Linked DNA regions of Homo sapiens: regions 1, 2, 3, 4, 5 and 6 are each linked to region 7. A link is a loop called in an ENCODE intact Hi-C map of the cell type or tissue named here. Cell type or tissue: heart right ventricle. All regions are shown on one strand. Region 1 overlaps IL18RAP (interleukin 18 receptor accessory protein). Region 2 overlaps IL18R1 (interleukin 18 receptor 1). Region 3 overlaps IL1R1 (interleukin 1 receptor type 1). Region 4 overlaps IL18RAP (interleukin 18 receptor accessory protein). Region 5 overlaps IL1RL2 (interleukin 1 receptor like 2). Region 6 overlaps IL1RL1 (interleukin 1 receptor like 1). Region 7 overlaps IL1R2 (interleukin 1 receptor type 2).

What was found. Hi-C counts contacts between places; a loop is a spot of excess contacts. Peaks named below come from ENCODE experiments on the same cell type or tissue, not always from the same donor. Only the 100,000 strongest peaks of a DNase experiment are listed, where the experiment ranks them.
Region 1: it touches region 7 in a loop (7-fold over the local background); 54 of 110 quality-filtered maps call a loop at or near these places.
Region 2: a loop joins it to region 7, with 4 times the contacts of the local background. A loop is called at or near these places in 56 of 110 quality-filtered maps.
Region 3: it touches region 7 in a loop (9-fold over the local background); 83 of 110 quality-filtered maps call a loop at or near these places.
Region 4: it touches region 7 in a loop (6-fold over the local background); 66 of 110 quality-filtered maps call a loop at or near these places.
Region 5: a loop joins it to region 7, with 9 times the contacts of the local background. A loop is called at or near these places in 104 of 110 quality-filtered maps.
Region 6: a loop joins it to region 7, with 3 times the contacts of the local background. A loop is called at or near these places in 61 of 110 quality-filtered maps.

The regions. Positions count from the first base shown.
Region 1 is chr2:102,447,463-102,451,462 of GRCh38, reverse strand. IL18RAP (interleukin 18 receptor accessory protein) reads right to left here. Exons shown (of 10, transcript NM_001393487.1): 9 at 442-615. Among named protein-coding and RNA genes, the nearest start is that of MIR4772, 17 kb to the right of the region's middle. In heart right ventricle, CTCF peaks have their summits at 1,687 and 1,886 (motif pointing right); a DNase peak (open chromatin) is centred at 1,890.
Region 2 is chr2:102,363,047-102,367,046 of GRCh38, reverse strand. The region is part of intron 2 of IL18R1 (interleukin 18 receptor 1); the gene reads right to left. Among named protein-coding and RNA genes, the nearest start is that of IL18R1, 9.3 kb to the right of the region's middle. In heart right ventricle, no CTCF peak of the experiment used is centred here; no DNase peak of the experiment used is centred here.
Region 3 is chr2:102,164,961-102,168,960 of GRCh38, reverse strand. IL1R1 (interleukin 1 receptor type 1) reads right to left here. Exons shown (of 12, transcript NM_000877.4): 4 at 3,953-4,000; 5 at 3,657-3,846; 6 at 2,680-2,848; 7 at 298-363. Among named protein-coding and RNA genes, the nearest start is that of IL1R1-AS1, 15 kb to the left of the region's middle. In heart right ventricle, a CTCF peak has its summit at 2,373; no DNase peak of the experiment used is centred here; H3K27ac peaks cover 508 bases.
Region 4 is chr2:102,440,931-102,444,930 of GRCh38, reverse strand. IL18RAP (interleukin 18 receptor accessory protein) reads right to left here. Exons shown (of 10, transcript NM_001393487.1): 5 at 3,554-3,619; 6 at 1,608-1,731. Among named protein-coding and RNA genes, the nearest start is that of MIR4772, 11 kb to the right of the region's middle. In heart right ventricle, CTCF peaks have their summits at 1,297 and 1,501; no DNase peak of the experiment used is centred here.
Region 5 is chr2:102,239,380-102,243,379 of GRCh38, reverse strand. It overlaps IL1RL2 (interleukin 1 receptor like 2), which reads right to left. Exons shown (of 12, transcript NM_003854.4): 12 at 3,378-4,000. Among named protein-coding and RNA genes, the nearest start is that of IL1RL2, 54 kb to the right of the region's middle. RefSeq lists a silencer at 2,318-2,377 and an enhancer at 2,317-2,611. In heart right ventricle, CTCF peaks have their summits at 2,152 and 2,372 (motif pointing right); DNase peaks (open chromatin) are centred at 2,379 and 2,709; H3K4me3 peaks cover 610 bases; H3K27ac peaks cover 1,909 bases; H3K27me3 peaks cover 288 bases.
Region 6 is chr2:102,341,016-102,345,015 of GRCh38, reverse strand. It overlaps IL1RL1 (interleukin 1 receptor like 1), which reads right to left. Exons shown (of 11, transcript NM_016232.5): 6 at 2,722-2,793; 7 at 1,839-1,980; 8 at 1,601-1,746. Among named protein-coding and RNA genes, the nearest start is that of IL18R1, 13 kb to the left of the region's middle. In heart right ventricle, a CTCF peak has its summit at 1,910; no DNase peak of the experiment used is centred here; H3K27me3 peaks cover 358 bases.
Region 7 is chr2:102,018,371-102,022,370 of GRCh38, reverse strand. IL1R2 (interleukin 1 receptor type 2) reads right to left here. Exons shown (of 9, transcript NM_004633.4): 5 at 2,559-2,733; 6 at 122-184. Among named protein-coding and RNA genes, the nearest start is that of IL1R2, 28 kb to the right of the region's middle. RefSeq lists a silencer at 1,197-1,390. In heart right ventricle, CTCF peaks have their summits at 1,360 and 1,575 (motif pointing left); a DNase peak (open chromatin) is centred at 1,570; H3K27ac peaks cover 1,365 bases.

The DNA.
Region 1 (4,000 bases), 430 kb before region 7:
CTGAGGAGGAGGAGGCCAGCAGGACAGGCTGAGATCTGGACTTCTCAGGGTGTCCAGGGCGTGGCCCAGGCCTGAGAAGCCTGCTTGACCCAGTGCTGAGTGAGCTTTGTGGAAGGCAGAGTCCCAGAAATCAGAGGGGCCACTAAATTGGGGTGAGCGAGTAGTTCACTTCGCAGCCTTCAGCTGCGAAGCCAGGAGAGGTATCTTTGTCCTAGAAGGACTGCCTAGGGCCCCATGTGATTGTCTTCTTCTGCAGATGGATTTGTTTGATAATGGAACACATCTCTGGAACATATAGTTTCTGTGTTGTTGCCCAAGATGTTCTAACCTCATGTAATCTCCCAGATCTATATTCCAAAACAAAGAATGACAAAAAAGACTTGGGGATTGCATTGAACTGCCCTTTTTGCACTGCAGTTTTTCTTGACATGTTGGACTTACCTCCTCCTGGAGCCACATCTCTTTCAAGCAAACACAGGCTATATCCATATTTGTTTTCTAAAACATCAGGAAATAGGCTCAGGGCCAAGTGTTCTTCACTCAGAGATGAAGTGGCCTCACTTGGAAAAGAGCTCCATTTTGCATAGGATACGAAAGCATCAAAATCCTTTTTATCTGAAGAATAGGAAAATTTATAAAAACATAAGTCATTTACTCTTTTTTTTACTGTTATGGTACACATACATATGCTTGAATCATATGGTAAATGAATAAGAAATAATATTTGGGATCCTGACTAAATTGATTTTAAAAATTCATTTCAAAATCATACCACTGAGCGGTATTGATTTTTCACCCCAAATCGAATTCTAATTTATGAAGCAGTCTTGCATTTTTACTGATTTTAGGTCAAATGGCTGAGGCATTCTTTGATTAAGTCACATGAACTCAGGAGTTTCTCTGAGCCTTCTTTGCACCTGCAGTGTTTCTGTCTCATTAGTCACACATCAAGCAGGAGTCTGCCCCATCCAACATGATGATATCCAGTAAGCAAAGTACTGCTAACACCCAGCACATCGTATCCAAGGAGAAAAAGTACTTGCTCGGAGAGTTGATGGCCCATATGCTGATATGTGAATCCCCATATGTAAAATAAAGACAATCATAACTCCTGGGCAGGCTGTTTTAAGGGTTTCATGAGATAATGTATATGAACTTCTTGGTGCCTGGCTCATAGGAGGTGCAAGATAAATGTCCATTCCCCTCTATTCTAGATGGAAAACTATATGTATATAACTTGTTATAGGATATTTTCATATGCATACTTCATAAATGCATATGATTACTGAGACTAAGGAACTCACTGGAAGAAGTAGAAAATCCCAACACTTAACTCACAGGCTTCGGAATGGGATACATCAGATTTGTATTCCAGCAATTTCCACAATCCCTGTCAAAGTATTGTTACAAAACGGTAAACAGTAGCCCTGATTGCTGATGCTATTTAGTAGTACACCATGTTCAAGGTGAACCTAAAATGATGCCTCGGTGGATGGAAGTACCAGGTACCAAAAGGGAAGCTCCCAGAGTCAACAGAGGAGGATATAAAAGAGCTGAGGTTGGGAAACTAACCTATGAAGCACCTCATTGCTCATGTAGGAAGGATGAGACTTGTGGGGCATGGCTGGCAGGTAGGTGCTGTGCTGTTTAAATGTGTAACACACCACAGTTGCCTCTATTCCTTCCACATCATGTGAAATCCCAGCAAACTAAAATTTTTCTATAACCTGGAAACTACATTTATTTAGTCATAAAATTAGAGAGTGGAGTATTAGATGATCTCTGAGGTCCTCCAGAATTCTAACATTCTACATCTCTAAAATTTTGGTTACTTAGCATTAACTTCAAAGCAGTCATTTTGCTAAAAAATGTTAGGTTGGCCAACAGAGGGCACTGCATCCCCGTGCTTGAAAACTGGATTCTGCCTCCAGATCTGATCACTAAAAACATTGTCTTTGCAAAATAGAAAAAGAAAGGACACAAGTAAATGTTTCCCCATTGACTGACTCTTCTAAGCCAGCTCCAGAATCTTAAGGTAAATAGCATTTTATGACCTTGATTACATAATTTGCTTCATTCAAAAAAGTTATTAAAATAAATCTTAAAAACATTTCTCTTAAGGATTTCTAGTATGTATTCTCTATAGTAAGTTTAAAGAAAGATGTGACTGATGCATTTCTTTCTTCCTTTTTTTTGAAAAGGAGTCTTGCTCTGTCACCCAGGCTGGAGTGCAGTGGCATGATCTCGGCTCACTGCAACCTCCACCTCCCAGGTTCAAGTGATTCTCCTGCCTCAGCCTCCTGAGTAGCTGGGATTACAGGTGCCTGCCACCAAGCCTGGCTACATTTTGTATTTTTAGTAAGGATGGGGTTGCACCGTGTTGGCCAGGCTGATCTCAAATCCAGACTTCAAGTGATCCGCCCACCTGGACCTCCCAAAGTGCTGGGATTACACATGTGAGCCACTGCTCCCGGTCACTTTTTTTTTTTTTTTTTTTTTTTTGAGATAGGGTATCGCTCTGCCATCCAGGCTGGAGTGCAGTGATGTAATCATGGCTCACTGCAGCCTTGACCTCCGGGGCTCAGGTGATTCTCCCACCTCAGCCTCCTAAGTAGCTGGAACTACAGGTGGGTACCACCACGCCCAGCTAACATTAAAAAATTTCTTGTAGAGGCAGGTTTCACCATGTTGCCCAGGCTGGTCTTGAACTCCTGAGCTCAAGCATTCCTCCCACTTTGGCCTCCCAAAGTGCTGGGATTACAGGTGTGAGCCACCACACCCAGCCTCCCATGCCGGTCTTTATTCACCCTTTCTTCCCCCAGGGATCTGACAACTCCTCACTGAATTCCTAGTTTGGGAACGCACTGGAATTTGGAGGGGCCTCTCAGTAAGGTAAATAATTATCCGTGAAATCCTGCAAAAGGGGATTCTGCTTTTTCCAAGCAACAGAGTCATTTACTAAAACTGCAAACCTTCTAACCTTGGAGATTTCCAGGACTAGAAAAAAACAGAAGCAAGACTTCTATTCCACAGAAGCAAACATCAATGAACATGATTATCTTGCCTCAAATATTGACAGGCACTTCATTAATAGTAATAGCACTTGCATTTTACAGGACTTCTCACTTTTGGGGGCATTCCCACCGTCTTAAAAGCCTCATTTTACAGATGAGGCTAACTGAGGTAACAGCTAATGAAACCTCTTAAGCCAGACAACCTGTGCCCAAATCCCAAGCTCTAATGCCTTCCAGTAGTTCAATTGTAGGCACATGACTTCCTGTCTCTCTACCTGGCTGGTAGGATTGCTGTGACCATTAAAGTAGCTAACACACATGGCAGGCATACACTCTAGTCCTCAAGAAACAGCCATAGTCTGGCACATGCTGAGCTATTTACCGTGTACTGGGCACCATTCTAAATACTTAATGTGGCTGGGCACGGTGGCTCACGGCTGTAATCCCAGCACTTTGGGAGGCCGAGGCGGACGGATCACTTGAGGTCAGGAGTTCGAGACCAGCCTGGCCAACATGGTGAAACCCAGCAGTCTCTACTAAAAACACAAACAATAGCTGGACATGGTAGCGCATGCCTGTAATCCCAGCTACTCAGGAGGCTGAGGTAGGAGAATTGCTTGAACCTGGGAGGCGGAGATTGAAGTAAGCTGAGATGGTGCCACCGCACTCCAGCCTGGGAGACAGAGCAAGACTCCATCTCAAAATAAATAAATAAATAAATACATACATACATACATACATAAATGAATGAATACTAAATGTGTCTTAAGAATACATCAGTGAGCCCTCACAGCATCCTTTGCAATTGGTGCTATGACAATCCTGTTTTATAGATGAGGAAACAAAGGCACAGAGATATTCACTCATTTGCCCTATTGCTTTAGGTTGGTTATAGAGGGATTATTTTTAAGTCCAACATGTTTCACAATAGCATTGCCTACAAGATTCCTGGCAACTGGAATGAAAAAAATAATTGTTTCTCCAGC
Region 2 (4,000 bases), 340 kb before region 7:
CAGTGACTCTCGGGTGCACTTTTACCACATTTTGAGAATGAGAGTATTTAAACTGAACGAAACATTTCCCTTAGGACATGGACAGAATGCCTTCTCTATAGTCAGGGTTTGTTTCTCAAAGCAGCAGTCTGGTTTTAACTCAAAATTGTTAACCACAACATAAAGAGGAAGTGATGTGATAGAAGTATTCTGATATGGTTTGGCTGTGTCCCCATCCAAACCTCATCTTGAATTTAATCATGGGGGCAGTCACCCTCATGCTGTTCTCATGATAGTGAGTGAGTTCTCATGAGATCTGATGGTTTTGTAAGGGGCTTTTCCCCCTTTTGTAAGTTTCCTGAGGCCTCCCCAGCCCTGCAGAACTGAGTCCATTAAATCTTTCTCCTTTATATATTACCTGGTCTCAGGTATGCCTTTATTAGCAGTGTGAGAATGGACTAATAAAGTAAATTGGTACCAGAAGTGGGGTGCTACTGTAAAGATACACAAAATGTGGAAGTGACTTTGGAACTGCATACAGGCAGAGGTTGGAACAGTTTGGAGGGCAGTTTGGAACAGTTGGAACAGTTTGAAGAAGATAAGAAAATATGGAAAAGTTTGGAACTTCCTAAAGACTTGTTAAATGGCTTTAACCAAAATGCTGATAATGTTATGGACAATAAAGTCCAGGCTGAGGTGGTCTCAGATGGAGATGAGGAACTTTTGGGGAGCTGGAGCAAAAGTGAATCTTGTTATGTTTAGCAAAGAGATTAGTTGCATTTTGCCCTTGTCCTAGAGATCTATGGAACTTTGAACTTGAGAGACGATTATCTGGAAGAAGAAATTTCTAAAGAGCAAATCATTCAAGAGGTGACAGAGCATAAGAGTTTGGAAAATTCACAGCTTGAGAATGTGGTAGGAGAGAAAAATCCATGTTCGTGGGAATGGGGGGCATGGAATTAAAGCTGGTTGCAGAAATTTGCATAAGAAATGAGGACTCAAATGTTAATTGCCAAGACAAGGGGAAAAATGCCTCTAGGGTATGTCAGAGATCTTCATGAGAGACCCTCCCATCACAGGCCCAGAGGCCTAAGAGGAAAAAATGATTTCCTGGGATGGGCCCAGGGTCCCTTTCTGTGTGCAGCCTAGGGATTTGGTGCCCTGCATCCTACCCCTCCAGCCATTGCTAAAACAGGCCAAGATACCAGGTCAGGCTGTGGCTTCAGAGGGTGCAAGCCCCAAACCTTGGCAGCTTCCACATGGTGTTGAGGCTGCAGGTGCACAAAAGTCAAGAATTGAGGTTTGGGAACCTACGCCTAGGTTTCAGAGGATGTATGGAAATGCTGGATGTCCAGGCAAAAGTTTGCTGCAGGGGTGGAACCCTCATGTAGAATCTTTGCTAGGGTAGTGTGGAAGGGAAATGTGGTGTTGGGGCTCCCATACAGAGTCCCCACTGGAGTACAGCTAGTGGAGTTAAGAGAAGAAAGCCACCATCCTCCAGGCCCCAGGATGATAGATTCACTGACAGCTTGCACCATGCACTTGAAAAAGCCCAGAAACTCAACACCAGCCCATGAAAGAAACCAGGAAGAAAGATGTACCCTGCAAAGCCACAGGAGCATAGCTGCCCAAGGCCATGGGATCCTACCTCTTGCAGCAGCGTGACCTGGATATGAGACATGGAGTTGAAGGAGACTATTTTGGAACTTTAAGGTTTAATGACTGCCCTATTAAATTTAGAACTTGCATGGGGCCAGTAGCCCCTTTGTTTTAGTCAATTTCTCCCATTTGGAAGGGGTGTATTTACTCAATGCCTGTACTCCCATTGTATCTAGGAAGTAACTAAATTGCTCTTGAATTTACTGACTCATAGGAAGGGACCTTCCTTGTCTCAGATGAGACTTTGGACTTGGATTTTAGAGTTAATGCTGGAATGAGTGAAGACTTTGGGGGACTGTTAGAAGGGCATGATTGTGTTTTGAAATGTGAGAGCATGAGATTTGGGAGAGGCCAGGGGTGGAATGATATGATTTGGCTATACCCCAACCCAAATCATCTTGAATTGTAGTTCCCATAAGCCCCATGTGTCATAGGAGGGACCTGGTGGAAGGTAATTTAATCATGGGGGTGATTACCCTCATGCTGTGCTCCTGATAGTGAGTGAGTTCTCATAAGATCTGATGTTTTTATAAGGGGCTTTTCCCCTTTTTGCTCAGCCTTCTCCTTGATGCCACCATGTGAAGAAGGATATGTTTTCTTCCCCTTCCACTATGATTGTAAGCTTCCTGAGGCCTCCCCAGCCATACAGAACTGTGAATCAATAAAGTCTCTTTCCTTTATAAATTACCCAGTCTCAAGTATGCCTTTATTAGCAGCATGAGAATGGACTAATACACATTCTTTGAAAACATGGATGTCGAATCTACCACAAAACACAAGAGTTAAGGAGCACCAACTTCATGTTTTCTGGTTGCAATACAATCTCTATTTTATACTAATACTTCAACATAGAAGGTGTGATACATGTGTATATGTGGGTGTCAGCTTCAATTGACATGCAAAACCCTGGTGAGTCATTAACAGTTCATTTATTTTCCTGTTTTAGAGTTAATATAATAAAATGCATAGGCTATACAATATGTGCTCCTTTATGTCTGGGTTATTTTGACATGATTGTTATAAATGCATTCATGCTGTAGCAGTGATGTGTTCTTTTCTCATTGTAATGTAGTATCTAATCGTGTTACCATTTCGCAATTTATCCATTTTATAAAAGGATGCATGTTGGGGATTTGGTTTATTAAACAAATGTCTGTTGGATATTGGCTTATTTCTAGGTTTTCAGGTTTTCGCTTGTCTTAAAAAGCTTCTATAAACACATATGACTGTGTTTGGATGGACATGTGCTCTCTGGAAGTATTACCATTTGAAGAAACTTAATGTGAATTACACACTCTCCAGAGGTGGGAGGTTGATAATTGAAAGTCCACACCACCCCCCTCCTCAGGCAGCTAGAAGCTTTGGATATCTAATCATGGTTTACCATTAGAGGCTTTGTTGATTACCATAATGCTTGTTGGAAATGGTCCTTGATGGGATAAATAAGTGGAATTCAAGGTTTGTGGAGTTCCAAGTGCCAAAATAGGCACTCCTATTGTTCCATAAACACAGTATAAGAACCCAGCAGTGCCAACAACCAATGCCCTTTGGAATAAAGTCTGTGTTTGAAACTGTCTTGAGTTTGGACAATCATAGCATTTTGTCATTTAAACTCAACTAGGTTCAGTGAATCCTACATGTAGAACATTGTCATGTCTCCCTAGAGTGAAACATTCATGAAAAGTGCTCTTCAGGGCAGGCAGCTGGGAGCTTGGCAACTTTGCACAACTGGCTGCATGGCTGTTTCTGTGCCTGAAACATGCTCTCATTATAATGAGGAGTAAGGCTATTAGTGTATGTCCACAGGACATGGAACTCATGACACATTTTCCTGTACCTTGCTTTTCCACTCACTTGTTTGACAGATCATTACATATAAAAAAATGAAGATCTACCTCATTCTTTTATCATCTGGGTAGGGTTCCATTGCAGGGATCTCAATAATAAATGGATTCACGTAAGTAAATATACCCTGAGATTGGACCTGTGTTATTTGAAAGTACCAAAAGCTTAATTCAGCTATCTCTTCAGCAGTAATTATCAAAGTAGGGAAATGAGCCCATGTGTTTCCCTCTCCTAGATAATAGATCAAGGCAAATTAATATTTGTGCTCCCACTTTCTCCCCCAAAGCCTAAGGAATGCCTTGCTATTCAATCATGGAACGCTAAAGAATGAAGTCTCAGAATCCTTCTCAAATAAAAAAAAAAAACTCTAGGCAATCACTGCTAATAAATTAAAATTGGCATTTGACATCTACTATGAAGCCTACTTGAGCTCCTTGGTCTAGCCAGTCTCTTTTTTGTATATTCTGTCTCACTCTAATTTTTTTAAGCTGTCTAATATATTTGTCGTTTACTTTTC
Region 3 (4,000 bases), 150 kb before region 7:
TACCAGTCAATGGCATTGCTGGTTCCTAGGCCTTTTGACCTTGGTGTCTGGTTGGTGTTTTCATGGTAATAAGTGTTCACAGAAAAGTAGGGCTGGAGATATCAGACATGGCAAGATGTTTGCCATAGAGGCAAGAAATACAAAAAATTAAGATATAATTTGTCTCACTTTCCCTCCATTGATAGATTTATACAGTAAATGGCTTAGATTATATATAGTAAAGATACAATTTATCTTACTCTTATGTTTTAAAAAAAAAAAACCGATTCCAGCATACCCTCACTGAAGCCCACTTACCCAAGTCTACTTCCATTGTCTCATTAGCTGGGCTCACAATCACAGGCCTTGTGGGTTTGTTTTCCTCTGAAAGAAAAACATCCATAAGGTTTGTCAGTCTCTTATAGATCAGAATCTCAAGTGACGACAACACTTAGCAAAACATACTAAATGACTTCTGGCCAGATATTCCATCAAGTGTTCAAAGCACATATGCCAGGAGACAGGAGGCAGAAAGTGAAGGAAGAAAGCTGAGGCAGAGGCCACAGCACACTGTGAATCCCGGGGTAGAGCTAGACCTTCCGAATTCATAGAGTGGGGTGCTACTGAAAAACACACACATCACCAGGACCCTGGGTCCCCAGACAAATGCCTCTCTTAAGTGAAAGCATGTCAGCAAAGGCGAGAGTAGTGGAAAGTCACTTCCTTGAATTGGGTGTTATTGGCCAGAAGGGCTAGTCAATACTAGACCTGCTTGCATTTAATGACTGTGTTAATGACCCAATAGTGAGAACTACAGGGTTATGGAATAATGCTGTAATTTATTAAAATAGGCAAAAAAGTATCAAGAAGCCCCAGAAATTAATCTGACTTATTTATGAAAAGATTGGTTTCAGGGGTTTATCTGTGGCCATGAAGAAACTATGAGAAACTATAAAATTGAGCACTCGGTATTCCCCCAATCAAAAAAAAAGTGAACACCATGAAGGTAGGATATTCTCTGTTTTTTTCCCTAATGTATACCTATTACAGTTCCTGAAACATAGTAAATGCTCAATAAATATTTTTGAATCCTTGAGTGAACAAAAAGTGCTAGGCATCATTGGTGTGGGCCTTGGAAAGAAAACAAAATATTACCTCACTCCGAGTAGAGTATATTGTTTCTACAAATGGGATCAGAAAAGGAAACAGAGAATATCAAAAACACACTTAACCTGGCCGGGCGCGGTGGCTCACACCTGTAATCCCAGCACTTAAGGAGGCAGAGGTGGGCGGATCACGAGGTCAGGAGATCGAGACCATCCTGGCTAACACGGTGAAACCCCATCTCTACTAAAAATACAAAAAAATTAGCCGGGCGTGGTGGCGGGCGCCTGTAGTTCCAGCTACTCGGGAGGCTGAGGCAGAAGAATGGCATGAACCCGGGAGGCAGAGCTTGCAGTGAGCGGAGATCGCACCACTGCACTCCAGCCTGGGTGACAGAGCGAGACTCCATCTCAAAAAAAAAAAAAAAAAAAAAAACACTTAACCTAGCTTAAATAGTCCCCAGTGCCCAGTTCTCTCTCAAGTTCTACTTGCTGGTTAGGTTACTATGTTTCAGGAAAGACAGACCAGAGCTACCCAATGACAGGCTGCTAAAAACTCAAGAACATGGTTTGATACAAAGACCATTGAAAATTGGGATTCACTGATGCCTGTGGGACCATGGCAAGGAATTAACTTTTATTTAATAAAAATATTTTTAGGAAAATAAAGTATTATATAACTGGAAAAGTGAAGCTATTTATAGGGTGATCATATTCTGAGTTTGCTTGGGATAGTCCCAATTTATACCTGTTGTCCCAGCATAACTACTAATAGTCACCCCTATAACCTGCAAAAAAGTTCTGATTGGAATAACTCTTATTTTATTACATAAATCTTACAAAATCTCAATATTTACAAAAAGTTTGAGCATTCTGACTATCCCCTGGCAATTTGTGCATTTTGTTTCATTTTGCTGTGATATAGTTTTCAATATGAAACATGGTTAACGCAGAATTGAAAGACACAAGAAAATTAACAAGAACAATCATCCTACACCTATTAATTGCATAGCTGTTTTGCACCAAGCATTTCTTTGCACCAGGTACACAAGTTTCGTGTACCCCATATCTCTAATCTTCCCAATAACCTTGGGAGATTGCATCATCTTGTTACAGAAGAGGAAACAGGGTTAGAGAGGTTAACACCTAACACAGAATGAACAGGAGGTAGATTCTGGAAATGTGACTTATTCCAAAGCTCATTAGTGTCCACACCGATGCTTGCTGCTAGACACTGACACTCACTGAGATTCCCCAGGTGCAGGCTCTCAGAACATTCCCATATACCAGCCAGAGGGAGCCCCAGAGCTTTCAGTAAGAACCATTTTTAGCCATGCCAAAGAACAACCCTCTTAAATCAGTTGGAAAACACAGCTCATAATGTCTCTATTTAATTAGAACTACATCTGAAGCAGGAATGGAAAAACATTACATAGTATTTAGTAACAAAAAAACAAAACTAAAGCCATGTGACTTTTGTGGTATCATTGAGGTCGTCTTGGATTTGGTTTCTTCATGGATAATGAAAGTAGTATTAGAATCACAGTCTCTGGACCTTCCCAGATCTAAACCTTTTAGGGCTGGAGCTATGACTCACCTAGAGTAATAAATTCTATTACCCGGGTAATAGGATATTGCTTGCCCAAGTATGTGTAGGATGCATGACAAGTATAGTTCCCTCTATGCTTTTCAGCCACATTCATCACGATGAGCCTATCTTTGACTCCACTAAAGTGTATATTGTCAAGAAGTAGAGGTTTGCAATCCTAGATAAAGGGAGAGAGAAGCATTGAAAACCAATAACCAATAACTTTCCCCAATCTACCGCCAAAGGAGCTCCATTTTTTTCACCTTAGCAAATGTTATATTTTTAGAAAGTGACTGGAAAAGTTCCTTACATATAGTAAGTTTTAATACTGGCTTTTTGGAAACAGTTAACTATATTCCTATGACATTAAGTTTTCAAGTCTATGAGACTTGTACTATGAAGTGAAGGCCAATTTATTTTGCAAGAAAAACATGTTTGAAAAAAATGTTAACACTATATAGTTTCTTAACAATACTGCACTTCATTGATATTACGTATTTAGTACGTCTTAAGCTCTACAAGATGATTCCCCATTTAAGTTCCATCAGACTAGGTAGATTAAAGTTACCAAAACATGGGGTGTTCCATGGAAAGCTAGTCAACCCACTTTTCAGACAGTTATGGAAACTAGCAGGTTATTTGAAGACCATATCTTCAATAAAACACACATAGTATGTTTTGTAATAAATAGTTACATCTTCAATACCTTAAGCTTATAATCAGCCTTCTCTTTAAACATCTATTTCTAGTACTTTTCTCAATTACATCTTATTAAATTAAATAAAAACAACAGCAAACAAATTTCTAGTTAAGCTTCAAATTAAGTGAATGCAGTCTTACAATTCTTTTTAGGTTCCCTATCAAGTTTCACCATTAAAGAGAAAACAATATACAAAATAAAAAGGTACTTTGCAGATACATTCTATTGTCCAGGGAACTATTTTATTTTCTGGAAAAGTGAAATGTCATATTTAAAATAAAATTACCTTATACCACTGTAATTTAGGTAACTCATTATTTTCATTTTTAAAAAACTCCATATAAGGGCACACAAGTCCTCCGTCTCCTGCAACGGGTAGTTTCTGCTTAAATATGGCTTGTGCATTATAACATAAGTTAGGCTCATTCTCCACAAATTTTGCACTTATTTTAATTCTGAGGCAGTAAGATGAATTTCTAAAATAAAATAAAATAGGTAAGTTAAGCATTATTAAAAGTATTTCTGTCCTTAACAACTGCAGGAAACTAGAACATGTTTGTAACATACTAATTCCTCTCTTACCTTACCACGCAATAGTAATGTCCTGAATCCTCCACCTTAGCAGGAACA
Region 4 (4,000 bases), 420 kb before region 7:
GAGAATAGATAATAACAATACCTTAAGAAAAATATTTAAAATGACCAACTCCTACTGAAGGTTTACTATGTATCAGTCCCTCTTCTGTGCACAAAATATGGACTCTAATGTCCTCCATTCCTCACCTCCCAGGAACCCTAGAGTATAATAGGATCATAATGGCCTTGGCCAGTGACAAGGACAAGGCAAAGAAGGTGGGTGAGTAGCCCCAGACCACACTGCAGGGAATGGGCAGCTTGATTCCTGGGCTTGTGCCACGCTGCTCCACCCAGGAAGTTGGGAGTCTTGGCATTTATTCACAATTTGAGTTCTCTGAAGTTACCAATCTACAATCCATCTTTGTGTTAAGAAATCTTGTGTATGTGAATGATGTTTTAGGCTGTGTTGCTCTGAGACCACGATGCCAGCTCCTATTCACTGAGTGCTTCCTACCTGTCACACATTGTGATAGGCATAACACCTCTGCTGTAACCACGCCTCCCAGTGAGCTTGCAAAGTGCAGGCTATTATCCATAGATTATCAATGGGTGATGGAGGCTCACCGGGGCTAAGGGTCATGTTGACATCAGATAGAAAATGGGTTTAAACCCAAGGGTGGGTGATGTCAAAACATACCCTCTTGACTACACTCTCCTACTGTGAACTCTAATGCAATATCAGCTTAAGATGGGCCCCAATGACCTTCCTGATCTTAGAAATTCTTGCTAAATTTTATTGTTGTGACCAAAATCTGTTCTGTACTTTTTTGTAATGATGTATACTTTTCAAAATGATATTGCATTTTCTTATTGATATCTGTTAAGTATCAGAAGAAGGTACTTAATGCATAGACTCTTACTCTGGGTCACATCTTCGAAAAATCAGGGAATGCATCCTTTGGAGACACATCTGATTGGACATCACTGGATCCAGGCCCTTTGATCCTTCTGGGGACTGGAGATCAACTTTTTTTGTGATTGGATAGCTCCAAATATCTAGGGTTTTCTACTGGCCAAAATATCTCACCAGTAAATTCAAACCACTGATCCGGGTTCTGTGCTCCAGAGAGCAACAAACCAAGTCAAATTTCTCAAACAATGTAATAGCTCCCAAGGATTTCAAGACAGAGAGCCCTCCTCTGAGCCTCTTTTTCGGGGTTAAGTTGCTTCAGGTATTCCTCACTTCACATATTTTTTGTCAGACTTATTATTATGATGCCATTTCCCCTGGAGGTTTTCTAGACTGTTCATTACCCCACACATCTGGATCCCTGTACCCCCACACTCTCTGAACGGGTGGCACCGGTGAAAAGCAGAGTGAGGGTAAGCAGCATTTCCTCCCATTTCTTGGACATATTACTTATCTCCAAGCAGTCTGGGTCAGTACAACTGTCTGCTCAATAGCTTGACTTTGAGAGCAGCCACGTCAAACTGTTCCTACAAATTGAGGTTTAAAACAACTTAAATATTTCATTCAACGGCCGTTTGCACTTTGCATTTTTGTGCTTTTATTTTCACCACTAGTCGGTGCTGGTGGCTACACCATCAACTGTATACTTTAGGCATTTCTAAAGGTAGAAGTATCTCTTCTGAATTGCAGAGAACAGAATCCGTGAGTTTTTTTCTTACCTTTTCGCCTCAGGTACTGAGACTTCCCACTCTAGGTCAGAATCTTTGATGTACCATTTTATGACAGGGTTAAAGACCCTTTCAAAGCCAAATCGTGCTTTGCAGCTAATAGTTAAAGGCTTTCCTGAAAATGAAGAGGCCAGAGAAAACAAGAAGGAAGCTGGTGAGAATACTTTGTCCTACATCTGGGAGGAAGACGTCGCCAGAAGCTGTCTCCTGATGCAATCAGGTTTGCAGGTAGAATATGTGTGCCAGAAATAATGAAACGTCTACACAGCTCTCATTCAGAAATGCATAAAACCAGGTACATTTTTTCTAATGGGCAATCCTTCTATCTCAACCATATGACTATATGTTCTTAAAATGAAGATGAGCATGATTATATCACTAAGGGTCCTTATGTGGATTGAGGGAGACACTAAGAAAACTAAGAAAATGAGGAGTTTCTGAGATCAGCCCGGTCTTCTGCACTACTGTTGAAGTACAAGGTGTGTCCATAAAGAAAATTTTACTATCCAATATTTGTTTATTAAGTAAAAATCATAAAGTTATTGTAGCACGTGGTTTAAATAAAAAAATTATTTCGATATTAAGCAATTTTTCTGAACAATTCACTATGGATGGGCATGCATATTATGAGACTAACTTTTTTCTACCCATTTTTTTCCATGAGGAATATTCACATATGCTCTGCCTCAAATCTAATATTTAACCATGAAATGACTAGGAGCTCCATTTGAATACTCATCTTTGCACCTTAACGTTTTTCCACTGGTAATACCTTATAATTCACTAATACATATGTAACTTGACTATATGAATTAATCTAATTTTTTCCTCCTTCTTTCCTCCTTCCTTCCATTCCTGTGACGTTGAGCACATAGTTAGTGCTATTTCTAGAGTCAGAACACACCACTCCTGCCATCTAGTGATCTTATATCATAACATGTATTTTTATGTTTCTTTCTAAAATAATAAATGTTTTAGTAGCATTTTAGAAAGTATAATAATAATAAAAAAATTTATATTATTAAAAGAAAAACAGCATTTTATTTTTAATACAGCAATTCTTATTTGTCTGTGTAGAAAGACATAGATATTATTGAAGTTGACAAAATAAAAGGAGACCCACAGGGAAGTCAATTTCTCCTCAACCCCAAAGAAGACACTACTTTGGAATACAAATTGTTTGGGCAGGGGTTGTAGAATTCTACTACAGTTCTCTTAAATGCCAGATTAAATGTCATATTCATAAGAGTTAATGTTACTCAGGTTGGCGAATTTGTAGTCATAACTGATAGACCTAACCAACATGTACGAAACCACCTGTTCCTGGGGAAGTTAAGGAAGAATAAAATCTATTGATCAGGTTTCATGCTCCAGCCACTTAACATACATTGTCCCATTATTTCTCAGTATAATTTTTTTTTTTCTTTGAGATGGAATCTTGCTCTGCCACCCAGGATGGAGTGCAATGGCTCGATCTCGGCTCACTGTAACCTCCGCCTCCCAGGTTCAGGTGATTCTCCTGCCTTGTCATCCTGAGTAGCTGGGATTACAGGCACCCACACCCACGCCCGGCTAATTTTTGTAGTTTTAGTAGAGATGGGGTTTCACCATGTTGGCCAGGCTGGTCTCAAACTCCTGACCTCAAGTGATCTACCCACCTCAGCCTCCCAAAGTGCTGGGATTACAGGCATAAGCCACCATGCCCGGCCTGCAATATAATCTTTTAGGGTCAGTTTTATGATAGCTATTTGCGGATTTAAGTACTGAGGCTTAAAGGATGAAGTAACTGTGCAAAGTCACAAAACTAGTCAATGGCTGAGTTAAGATTCACACCCAATTCTGTTTGACTGGAAATCCCAATGCTGTTTTCCTTCTATCACACTTAGACCTGCTCCCAGCAGCACGATGTCATTCAAAGGCGATGAGGCCCAGCTTACCAAGTTCTACTTCCAGTGTGTCCTCGACAGGATCCAGAATATCTGGTTTGAGTTTAGTGTCTCCCACTGAAAGATGAAAACAAAGATTACTATTTGCATTGGAAAGTCTGAAGGCCTGCTTGATGAAGATTTAGGTGCACAGCCACACTTTGATCTAAATGTCTTGGAGCTCTGTCTTCACATTTTACTAATTACCTGTAAGTTAGGAATTCCGGTTTCCATGTAAAAAGCTTGCCCCCTAAAATGACTGCCACATCAGGTTGTGGGTGCTGGTAAAACATTAGTTGTTAATTGATCCATATCTGCTTGTGTGCATTCTCTTTCACACTAATCCTGCCCCTTGCAGACCTGAGCTCCTATCCCTGTCTTTTCCCACAAGATTTCTTTGTGGTGCCATCTGGCTGAGTAATTGAACTGAAAGGAGAATCCACCCAAGAAACTGTGCAA
Region 5 (4,000 bases), 220 kb before region 7:
CTGTGTTATGGCCTGTTAAGTTTTTAGGATCCATCCAACTGGATGGAAGCAATGGCACCATCCACCCCTAGGGAGGCCTGCTTGAGAACGTGCCCTACTGAGAATCACCAGCAGCAGAGAAGGTACAATGGATAAACATACAAGACAGGGGACTAGTGGGGCTGGGAATTGCACAGCCACACCTTGAAACAGAGAAGTGTATTACTAGGTCCTTCAAGACCAAAAACATCCCATCACAGCTTCTTGATCATTTCTTTTGAAATGCACAAAAAATATATAAAACAAGAAATTCCCCAGTGTCATTACCAAACTAGGAACTCAGGCTTGAGCCTGGGACACCTTAGAATAGGTTTTGCTTTCTGACATCTTCAGCCAGCATTGGTGGGAGTCACAACTGGTACAAGCTTTCTGGAGGGAAATTTGGAAGAATGCATCAAATGATCAGATATAAATAGATCTATTTAAAAGATAAATTCTTCTATTTCCAGTAATTTATCTAAGGCAAATGATCAGATGAATGCACTTTGTTTGTAAAAGTAACAAATAGAACAAACCTAAACATCCATGTGATGGTTTACCTTATATGTCAACTTGCCTGGGCTGAAGGATGCCCAGATTAAACATTATTTATGGACGTGTCTGTAAGGGTGTTTCAGCGGAGATTAGCGCAGGAATCAATGGACTCAGTAAGACAGTGAGCCTTCCCCAGAGCAGGTGGGCATCATCCAAATCCCTTCAAGGCCTGAATAGAACAAAAAGCAGAAGAAGGAGGAATTCTTCTCCACCCCTTTTCAAGATCTGCCTCACTCACTGCTTGAGCTGAACCATCTCATCTTCTGCCTTCAGACCGGGATTTATATCATCAGCGCCACTGGTTCTCAGGGTGTTGGACTCCAACTAAAGAAATATTTCACTGGCCTTCCTGGGTCTCCAGCCCACAGAGAGTGGATTGTGGGCCTTCTCAGCCTCCATGATCATGGGAGACAGTTCTTAATTTTGTATATATATAAAAGTCATATTGATTCTGTTTCTCTAGAAAACCCTGACTAACGCAATTCATAAATCTAAGATTGGTATTGCAAGATCAAATCTATGTGAATATTCATATATACACCAAAAGGATAATGAATATTTTTATAACTTCCTGTTTTCATAAATTTACCCAATGAGCAAATAATCAGGGAGGAAAAAGCTGTTTATATTTTGAAAGCAAAACAAAAATCTCCATCCTTAGTTTCATCCGGCTCTTCAGAATAGCCAGGATGTCTTATTTCACAGCAGACTTGCGTAAGTGTCTGAGGGTTGCGAGTTTCTTTGTTTTTAAAAATTTTTTTAACTGCTCTATGTTTTCATGAATGAACTTCACTCATGGGCAGTCTTGTTTCACAAACTCATGTCCTCCACCACTCCCTGCACTGGATTATTTTGAAGTAAATCCGAGACATCATAGTATTTCATTCACAAATGTTTCAGTATGTCACCTCTAACACATAAGATGCTTTTAGAAACATAACAATGCTACCATTATCATGCCTAACAATTTAAAAGGAATGCTGTAACATCGTGAAATACCCAGCCGGTGATACACTTCCCTGGGGCCATGTCTAACAACTGTGTTACCCCTGGGTGGGTTATCTAATCTCTTACACACTTACTTTCTTCATTTTAAAATGGAGAGGATATAGGATAATTGACTGTTAATGAGATAATGTACTTAAAGAGCTTAGCTTAGGGTCTGTCTGGCACATGGTAAATGCCCCCCTACCTGGCGGCATCAGATCATTTGTGATGTTACACACATTTTCCGTTCACCGGGCTTTTGTACGAATTAATCCTTACTTTGTAAATGTCCTGTTCATATTCTCTGGCCCTTTTTGTAGTGGGCAATAAGGATACCAACATTGTATTATCCCTTTTTTACAGAGGAAGAAACTGGGGCACAGGGTTTTTGACTTGCAAGAGGGATTTAGCTAGCATACTCCCTCAGCAAGTGGTTGAGTTGTGACTGGAGTCCAGGGGCCCGACGCCAGGGCCACCTCTCTGAAATCCCTATGACCGCAGTCCCCTCTTGCGAGCACATAGTAAACAGGGCCTGCTGATCCCCACTCACCACCCTTGGACAGACTGCGACAGTCTCAGAAGCCCAAGAGTTAGGAACACATTCGAAAATGGCACTATCTCCACCTTCTCAGCAGCCGAAAAAGAAGAAAGATATCCTTGGCCTTAAGTTGGAGAGCCCCGAGAAGGTAATGTGTGCACCCCGGGATGCCCGCCCACCTGTAAGTCTCCATTCTGGCCGCCTAGGTAGGTTGCGGCAGCCTGAACGGGGCTCTGTGAGCTTCGGGCTGGACAGCGGTTCCTCAGCAGCCACTAGAGGGCGCAATGGCGCCGTAGGCAGGCACCGAAGTCCTTGTTTGCCGAGCTCAGGCGTGACCTTGTTTGTCCTGTGTCTCAAGAGAGGAAATGTTCATCTCTTTCTCAAGGTCCTTCACCCAGTGAGCTGCTTTCTTTTCCTCTTGATGTCATCCTTTTACACAGGCAGGAAATTATGTTCACTTCTACTATCCTGTGGTCATTTAAAACCACAAACAAAGCTGATTGACCAGGAAGTCAGATAATTAAAAGAGCCATAAGTTCTTGATAAAGCCTTGTTGATTGAAGAAAGCAAAGTAGCCAAAGTATCGTGATTGACAGGGGGACCAGCAGCCTGAGAGGCTGAGCTCTCCAGATTGCAGTGGAAAGGCATAAGTTGGTTATTAAAACAAGTTGGCGAGCTGTGACCAGCATTTTGAAAAATTGAGCTAGACTTGAACAAAATAGAACAAATAACATAGAACAGAGCTTTTTCCATTCCGTGTGTGCATACTGAGTTGCTTACTAAATTATGTTTCTCACTGTACTTCAAAGTTTTAAAAATATGAAAGCCTTGACCGGGCTCGGTGGCTCATGCTTGTAATCCCAGCCTCGGTGACAAAAGCGAAACTCTGTCTCAAAAAAAAAAAAAAAAAAAAAAAAAAAGGAGGAGAAGAAGAAATTTGGAGAAATGAGGCCATCAGAGAGGATGAGAGGACGAAAATATTCATCAGGACATAAAGCTTTGGTGGCTGTCAGACTGAGAAACAGTCCATCTACTAAGTGTGGGGAAAAAAAGCTATTGTGCATGACCCTCATGTTTCTCTATAGCCTCAATCACAGGTTGGGTTTTGCCCAACTTTTCAGTGGACCACACCACGAAGGTAGTGGATTTAAGGTGAAAAATATTTGAATGTTGACAAGCTAATTGTCAGATGATTTTAGCAGAAATCAGTTTTCATTATTTAAACTGATAAGAAAATGTTTGTGATTTTGACAGGCATGGTAAACAAACAAAATTGTGATTTATGTTGCTCAAATGAGAATAAAATTTATTTCACAAATTACTGATATTTTTAACATTTACAGTTTAATTGTTCATTGTGGAAAAACAGAGAAAAGGGCATACGCTGTCCAAGCACAGGCTTCCATGTGGGCTCAGCCCACCATGACATGGGGATGAATCCCAACTCTCACCCACCATGACAGGTGATCCCCCCAGCTCTCACCCACCATGACAGGTGATCCCCCAAGATCTCACCCACCATGACATGGTGATTCCCCCAGCTCTCATCCACCATGACGTGGGGATACCCCCCAGATCTCGCCCACCATGACATGGGGATGCTCCCAGCTCTCACCCACCATGATGTAGGGATACCCCCAGCTCTCACCCACTATGACCATGTGGATGACCACCCGCCCTCACCCACCATGACACAGGGATACCCCCAGATCTCACCCACCATGACATGGGGATGCTCCGAGCTCTCACCCACCATGACTTGGGGATGCCTCCCCCGACCAGCCCTCACCCTCCATGACCATGGGGATAACCCCCAGCTCTCACCCTCCATGACCACGGGGATGGCCCCAGCTCTCACCCACCATGACATGGGGATGGCCCCAGTTCTTATCCCATCCTCCT
Region 6 (4,000 bases), 320 kb before region 7:
TAAAAAAGAATGTTACATTTTTAAAAGATTATATAGTGTCTGAAATTAACCCAATAAAGATTCATCAGTTTCATGTTGTCCTTTTATTGTGTCAAATTATAATGATATCATTAAAATCCTGCTAGATTCAGAAAAAACTGTAGGGAAGCAATAAACAATTTGACTTTCCAAATGATGAGGAAAGTTATTGAATTTACCAAACATAAATATAAAAATAGTATTTTGTTGTATAATTAAGACTTATAGCTAGAGAAGTAGAAATGTACACAAAAAAAACATTTGGTATCAATAATTTGGTTGTGCATTCATTTATTCAGTCAACAAATATTTAGCTGAGCACTGGCTAGCTGCCAGGTATTGCACTAAGGACCCAAAGATGGAAGAGATGATGTCCCTGCCCTCATGGAGCTTGCAGTCGTGTTGAGCAGACTGTCAAACAGATTTAGGTAAGGCAATGTGACCAGTGCTATGATACAAACAGGATGCTACAAGAGTACTTGGAAAGTGTGTATACTGCAAACTGAGGGCCAAGAAAGGCTCCCTGGAATACGTGGTACCTGAATTACATGGTGAATAACAGATGCAATAAAGAAATGGGCTGAGCTACCAGACTTCCCGTGTGTTCCATGTACCTTAAATACTTTACAAAGTTTAACAATGATAATGTGTGTGGTATGGTTTGGGTCTGTGTTCCTGCCCAAATCTCATGCTGAATGGTAATCCCCAGTATTCGAGGTGGAGCCTGGTGGGAGGTGATTGGATCATGGGGGTGAGTTCATCATGAATGGTTTAGCACCATCTCTTTGATGCTGTCCTTGCAATAGTGAGTGACTTCTCATGAGATCTGGCTGTTTCAGTGTGGCACCTCTCTCTCGCTCCTGCTTTTACTGTGTGAAGTGCCTGCCTTTGCTTTGCCTTCTGCCATGAGTAAAGCTCCTGAGGTGTCCCCAGAAGCAGATGCCGCCATGCTTCCCATACAGCCTGCAGAACTGTGAGCCAATTAAACCTCTTTTCATATAAATCACCCAGTCTCAGGTATTTCTTTATATCAATGCAAGAATGGCCTAACAAATGTCTTATTATAAAGTAGCACCTAGGATTTTCTCACTGAAATGGCAGTAGTTTGATACTTCCCCTTTTTGTTCACTTTACCACCCTCGCTAACAAAATGAGTGTTCATTATGACCAGAAAAAGGTATAGAACGGACCATGCTTACAACATGTAATGCAAGTTATAAAAGAGCACAAAAGAACACGTTCAGTTTACGGTTGTTGGTGCATTTCCTTTCACATACAGTGACACAGAGGGAGTTCATAAAGTTAGAAAACAAGGATGACCAAAGAAGCAGCTGAGTGTTCTAGACAAACCAACGATAGGAGGGAGTGGGGGAGGACGAACAATTTAAGCAGCAGAGAAGCTCCCAGCAAACAGGAACAGTCTACAAAGATCAGACAGCAAACAACATCCCGAAGAAGAGAAGCACATTTTATGGCACAGGCCATTCCCATTGTCTTGATGGATCTCTTGGAACCACACTCCATTCTGCTTACACTTGCTAGAGAAAGTTCAGGTGATCAAAGTCTCAGAAACACTCCTTACTTGGATTTTTCCTACTTAGTCTTACGGTGTGCCTTCTCAAGCCATGCAAATTCAGGGCCAGACAGTCGTACTGCAGCAATAAATCCTCTTCCTTCACGTCAGCTATTCTTAAAACCATGTCTAGACAAGCCAGCCCATTGCTGAAACTAAGAAAGCAACCTGTTACTTTTAATGCCTACTTTGCAGGTGCAAACCATGTGCAAGGGGAAGAGGATGGTTCTCTTCAATATAAAAATACCTTTGATTTTGCCCTTCCTCTTGTTGAATTCTTGGTTCACCAAAGTCTGTAATTTTTGTTCCATTAAGCTGCCACAGGACGGCAGCCAAGAACTGAGTGCCTTTTCCAAAACAAGCAGAGCAAGTTAGGTTTGCGTTTTTTCCTAGAGGGGAGTAAGGACATTCACCAATAAAATTAACTTCTGCGACTGGCATTTTATCCCATTTAATGTAAAAAAAAAACCTTACTGAACACTTAGTATGCACCCCACCAGGACCTCCCTCCCTCATCTCTAGCACCTTCCTCTTTCTATGTCCTCTCTTGCCTCCTCCCTGCTTCCATTACCTTCATTCACCCAGCTGGGTTTGAAGCTCAGCTCCCACTATATTCTCATCTGCATGGGAAACTAACAAGGCCAATGATTCTGCCTTCACCAACCCCACATTACAAAGGATTTCTAGTAAAAGGATTGCCCTCTACTAGAAATTAGAGTTTCTTTCCAACTGCCCTCTTCCACATCTTTCTACAGAACTCTCTTCATCTCTCCATAAGCTACTTTGAAGATAAACATGTTTTACCGGATCTGGCTACCATTGCCCAGAATGAACACCCTGCAGGTCTCCATCCCAAGCTCTGGGATAGAGATGAAGATGAAATTAGATGCATACATGAAAGCATCATGAATTACAAAGTACAATAAACAAATGTAAACACTGCAATTGCTGTGTCCCTGTTCCCAATATTAGCAAATGCTTGGGGCAGGTGCTTTCAGGGATGTCACCTCACTTACTCCTCAAGGTTCCTTATGCTAATTGCCTGACCCCTGCTAAGGGAATTCAGAACAGGGGTCATATGGAAGGATTTTTCCAGGCAATATTTACAGCATTCTGATAAATTTTCTTACCAATTTCCACTTCCTTTATTTCATTTTGTGCAGGGGCTCCGATTACTGGAAACAGAGAAAAGCCTTGCTCATCTTAAAGACAAAAAGAAATATAAATATTAGGAGAGCATTGAATGCTAGTCAATATAAAGCTTGTATTTTCATGTTTCTATTCTATTTCATAGCAATGTTTTTCAAGTTCTTCTGACAATAACCCATAATGACAAACACACACACACACACACACACACACACACACACACACACACGAAACAGAAAGGCACTTAAATAAAACTTTCTTTTATTACCTATGATGCTCTTTAATATCATTATTCTCTGATATCACTTAAACAAATGCAGATCCAACCCATAAAACTAATTACATGACCTAGTAGTTGTTAGAAAACTACTCTTCTACAGAATAAGAATAAGACTACAGAGAAGATTTCAAAAGACCCATGAAAATAATAAATGGATGAGTCCACAGATTTGCTCGCAGTTCTCCACTAGGGTGGCCCATCCTCAGTGAAATCTTCCCCGTACGGAATTCTGACTCCTGTGACCACTAAGGCTGAAAGACGGGCAGTGCTTATGGAGCACTGCTGCAATCCTCCATCCCTTCATGCTCATTTATTTAATGACAGTGTGATTAAGGACCACTGTAAGGGTTGATATTAAACAGAAAGAGGCACTGATAGGAATGTGGTCTGGTGATGCTTATTTTACAGCGGTGGAGTATTGAAAAACTCCAAAAATTTGTCTCCAATATTGCTTTGCCCTGAAAAAACTGTCATACGTAAAGGGGCTATTACATCTACGTCTGTAGATCGACTTGTGCTAAGGAGACCCCAATCCTTTGTAGATTGATAAGCTATGATTGTGAAATCTTTCCCTTAAATAAGCTTTTATAAAATTTAAAATAACTTGGAAAACACATTTTTAGAATGAAGTGACTTACTCAAGGCCATTGATGATGTTGAAAGTATTGCAAACAAAGATTAAAAACCACTCGACAACATTTATGTACACCATAGTATACCATCACAAAGCCTCTCATTAGACTTTGAATCCAATGAGTATTACTAAAGATTAAGCTCTTTTTTAATTTGCAGAAACTCTGACACCAAACTAGAAAAAAAAAAAAAAAGCTGGTTTTGCTCTCCAAATAGTTGTATTGCCATTCAAAAAAAGTAAGTTAAGTTAGCATTCAGATTGCTTTATCTTTGGAAAATTAAGTCACAAAAAAAGAATAAAGAACAGATGTGGCTTTGAATTAGTAATGTAATTTCCCCCTGAAATT
Region 7 (4,000 bases):
CCAGGCACATTGCACCCAAGGAGCAGGTATGATCAGCAGACGCAAGGGTCCCAAGCCCCCTGCATTGGGATACCAGGCACCCCCACAGGTGCGTGGAATGCATGGTCCTTGTGGGCCTTACCCAGAGAAGCTGATATGGTCTTGAGGGGGGAAATGATCACAGGAATGGTCTCTTCTTTTTTTTCTGAGAAAGATGTAAGGAAAAGAGATTCCGTTAGGAAAGCCTTCATTTGACGCTGTGGTTCAAGTCATTGTTTGGCTAATCAACTAAGTTATCCTTTCCAGTATGGCCAGTCATTATGAGAGTCAGGCTTTGTCTGGCAAAGGAAACAGGCTCTCTACAAAATCGAGCATCCTTGGCCAATGACTTTCCCAGCAGAGCAATTACTGGAAGAGGCCACAGCCAAACACACATTCCGCTGACAGGAGGTCTTCAGTCCTTGCTCTATGATAAACAATTAACCATTTCCCTCCCAGACTTCCTGAAAACAATCATGTTTATGAGGTCCACGAGATAGATTTTCCCCGAAACTTGACCTGACCTAAAATACCTTCTCCACCTCTCCAAAGTGCCTGCCACAAAATACTCAAGACTCAGTTCTTCTAGAAAAGGCACAGGGCTCAAGAAACACCTATTTGGAAGGCTAGTGTGTAACCTGGCCTCGGCCACAGAGGCCTTGTTAATTGAAGAGATAAACTCTCTGGAGAGGCAGAAGTGGATCTCCAAGGGATTAGAGCCAACGTAAAGAAAGGAGGTGGCCGGGTGCAGTGGCTCACGCCTGTAATCCCGGCACTTTGGGAGGCCGAGGCAGGTGGATCAACAGGTCAGGAGTTCGAGACCAGCCTGACCAACATGGTGAACCCCTGTCTCTACTAAAAATACAAAAATTAGCTGGGCTTGGTGGCGTAAGCCTGTAATCCCAGCTACTCAGGAGGCTGAGACAGGATAATCGCTTGAACCCGGGAGGTAGAGGTCGCAGTGAGCCGAGATCGCGCCATTGCACTCCAGCCTGGGTGGCAGAGCGAGACTCCGCCTCAAAAAAAAACCAAAAAAAAAAAAAAAAAGAAAAGAAAAGAAAGAAAGAAACGAGGCCCCTGAAATGAGCAAAAAGGACACCTGGGGGGTGAGGGCTGTGAGTTGTCTCCACGACGGGCCTCATCATCCTCACTTCCACGAAACAGCATTTTGAAATCCTGACATGAGTACACATTAGACAGCATGGCAGGACAGCCTGAGGGGCAGACGGCTTTTCGACCACGGCCAGACGCCTTTTCCTCCCCTCCTCCAAGTCACGCGCTGCCCTATGGAGCTGGGGCATCCAGGGAGAGAAAGAAGCCTCCAGGATCTCAGTGCTTCTTAGACTTGAGGGTCCCCAGCATCACCCGGGGGCTTGTGAGACACAGATGACAGCCCCCAGACTCCAGTTTCAATCAGTAGGTCTCCACGGGACCCGAGATTTGCATGTCTGTTGAGTACCCAGGTGATGAGGCGCTGCTGGCCCAGGACCACCCCTTGAGAGCCACTGAGATCCTGGGAGGATCACAACACAGACAGGCATGTAGGGCGGCTGCCCCCTAGTGTTCATGCACAGTATCGCAGAGACAGGACCGTGCCGGTCCACGGAAAGCCTCAGGAGACCTGAGTCAGTGGCCTGTCCAGAAGCAAGGAGCTGATATGAACGAATCCTCACAGGACTGTAAAACAAACACAATCAGGACACCTCAGTCCGTGGGAAAATGCGGTGCAACTGAATCTCTGGATGCTCTGTGAGAAAAATATATTTTCCCCTTATAGACCAATTATTTAAACTTAGCGTGTCTCTGAAGCTCTCTGAAATCCCCTCAAAAGACCCCAGTTGTGATCATTATTCAGTATAAAAAACAAAGAAGTGTGGCCCACTCTCCAAGGCAAAGTCCAGGATTTACACATGGTTACACCTGTCTCCATGTCCGGCACACAGTTGGTACGGAGTAAATGTTGAACAAATGTGAAACAATAGCCAATACTGCTCAAAACAGCATTTTCAAACGAAACTCCTTTTAATCAATGGCAGCTCTGACTATTTGAAATATTGCTATTAAGGGCAGCTAGACCCACCTTAGGGAAGACAAATAAAAGGCAATTTCCACTGGATGTGCAAGGCTAGCTCTCTGGTTAGAATACCCAATAAAATTGAAGTATCCTAAAATTGAACATAAAGTTACAGCATGTGGTGACCTCTAGCCCTATAGGTGCAAAGCTTCACAGGACACTTTCCAAGGGTACCTTCTACAGAAGCCACTGTTTGACTCTCTTGAGTGGTGTGTTTTAGCCTTCATCTTGCAACCCTATAACCTTCCCAATTCGTTCACCTGTTCTCAGAACAACACCCTGATTTATACCTTTCAAAGTATCACACACGTCTTATTAACCTGATGCTTCAGGAGAGCTGATGGATCTGTTTTCCGTTATCCTTCATTCCAAAGACCTGCAAGGAATTCTACGTGCACCGTCATTTGTTCTCTGCATGCTTGTTATTGAACCAGGATAGATAGGTGCCTCAATGGCAAGTACTTACTCTTGATGCGTAGCTCAATACTCCTAGTGATGTTGTATTGCTGGCCTTCATGGGCAAATGTCAGGACACAGCGGTAATAGCCAGCATCTTCCAGGGCCACATCGTGTACGAGTAAGTGAGTGGTCCCCCTCACACTTAGAAATTTCTCATTGTCTTTATCCAAAAGAAGAGAATCCTTAAGGGAAAATGTTTTTTTAAGTTGACATTATACCAATATACATCTCAAAGGCTATGAATTACATCATCATTATCAACCAATGTGGGATTTGCAATCCAAGAATTGTCCTGGTATTTACTTTGCCAATTTTGTACTTTGGGCATACGTTTGACTGTATTATTAGGGGAAGGAATTTGTTAACATATAAACAAATAAAATTGCTAGATTTGGTTAACTACAATAGTTAGAGCATATTTGTCCAAGGGGAAAAAAAAGAGACGAACTCTTCTTTGACAAAGTAAGCCATCTAAAATACAAATATGTTTATGTCCTGACTGCTACCTTCAGGCCTTAGGAAGTATCTGGGAAGAGCACTATAAATCGTCATGATGACCTGGACAACAATGCTCAGAAGAGATGACGTTGCAGTAATTACTTTAAAAAGCATTTCAATTTTGTGAGTCAGTAACAGAAAAATCTCTGTTATAAGAAAAACTAAATAGGGGAAACGAGTCCACACTTTTTATATGGACACAAGGTTCTCTGGGGTCTCTGCAGAATAGAATCCTCAAGATCAAGGCCTCCAGGAAATAGAAAGAGCGGAATGGGATTTCTAAAAACACCCTAATGAGCACACAATGTTCTCAGGGACATCACTTTCAAAATCATGATTATTCAACGTTTGCAACAGTCAAATATAACCTTGAGTCACTTCAGAATCTTACTCCGAACGAGAACACAGATAAAATTGAAATTGCCACATGGCTCATGAAGTACCACTTTAGAACATATTTAATTGAAAGGAGATATTTCATTGTTCTAAGCATGAGTAGTCAAATATGAAAAATGCCAAATAGAGCCCAGCACCACAGTCATTCCAGTGGTGTATGGGAACTGGCCTCCTGGGTTTGAGTTTTGACTTCACCATCTACTGGCTGTGTGATCTTGGGAACATCCTTATGGGTCCTTAACTGTAAAAAGGGGGGATATTTACAGTTCCTACTTCATCGGGTTGCATGTCAGGGAGTTTAGAACAGGCTTGGATATAGTACATGCGCAGTAATAGGTATCATTATTATGAAGGGAATAAATATTACTAAGCATCACCATGACATCTTTGTCCATGCACATTTATTGAGCACCATTTATATGTCAAGCACTGCACCGGGTGCTTCATACACATGATTCCATTTAATCTTTGAAACAATCCCAGGTGGTGAAAGTTATTAATTGCCACTTTACAGAGGAAACAGGTTCGAGAGGTGGAGTCACTCGGCCACGGCTG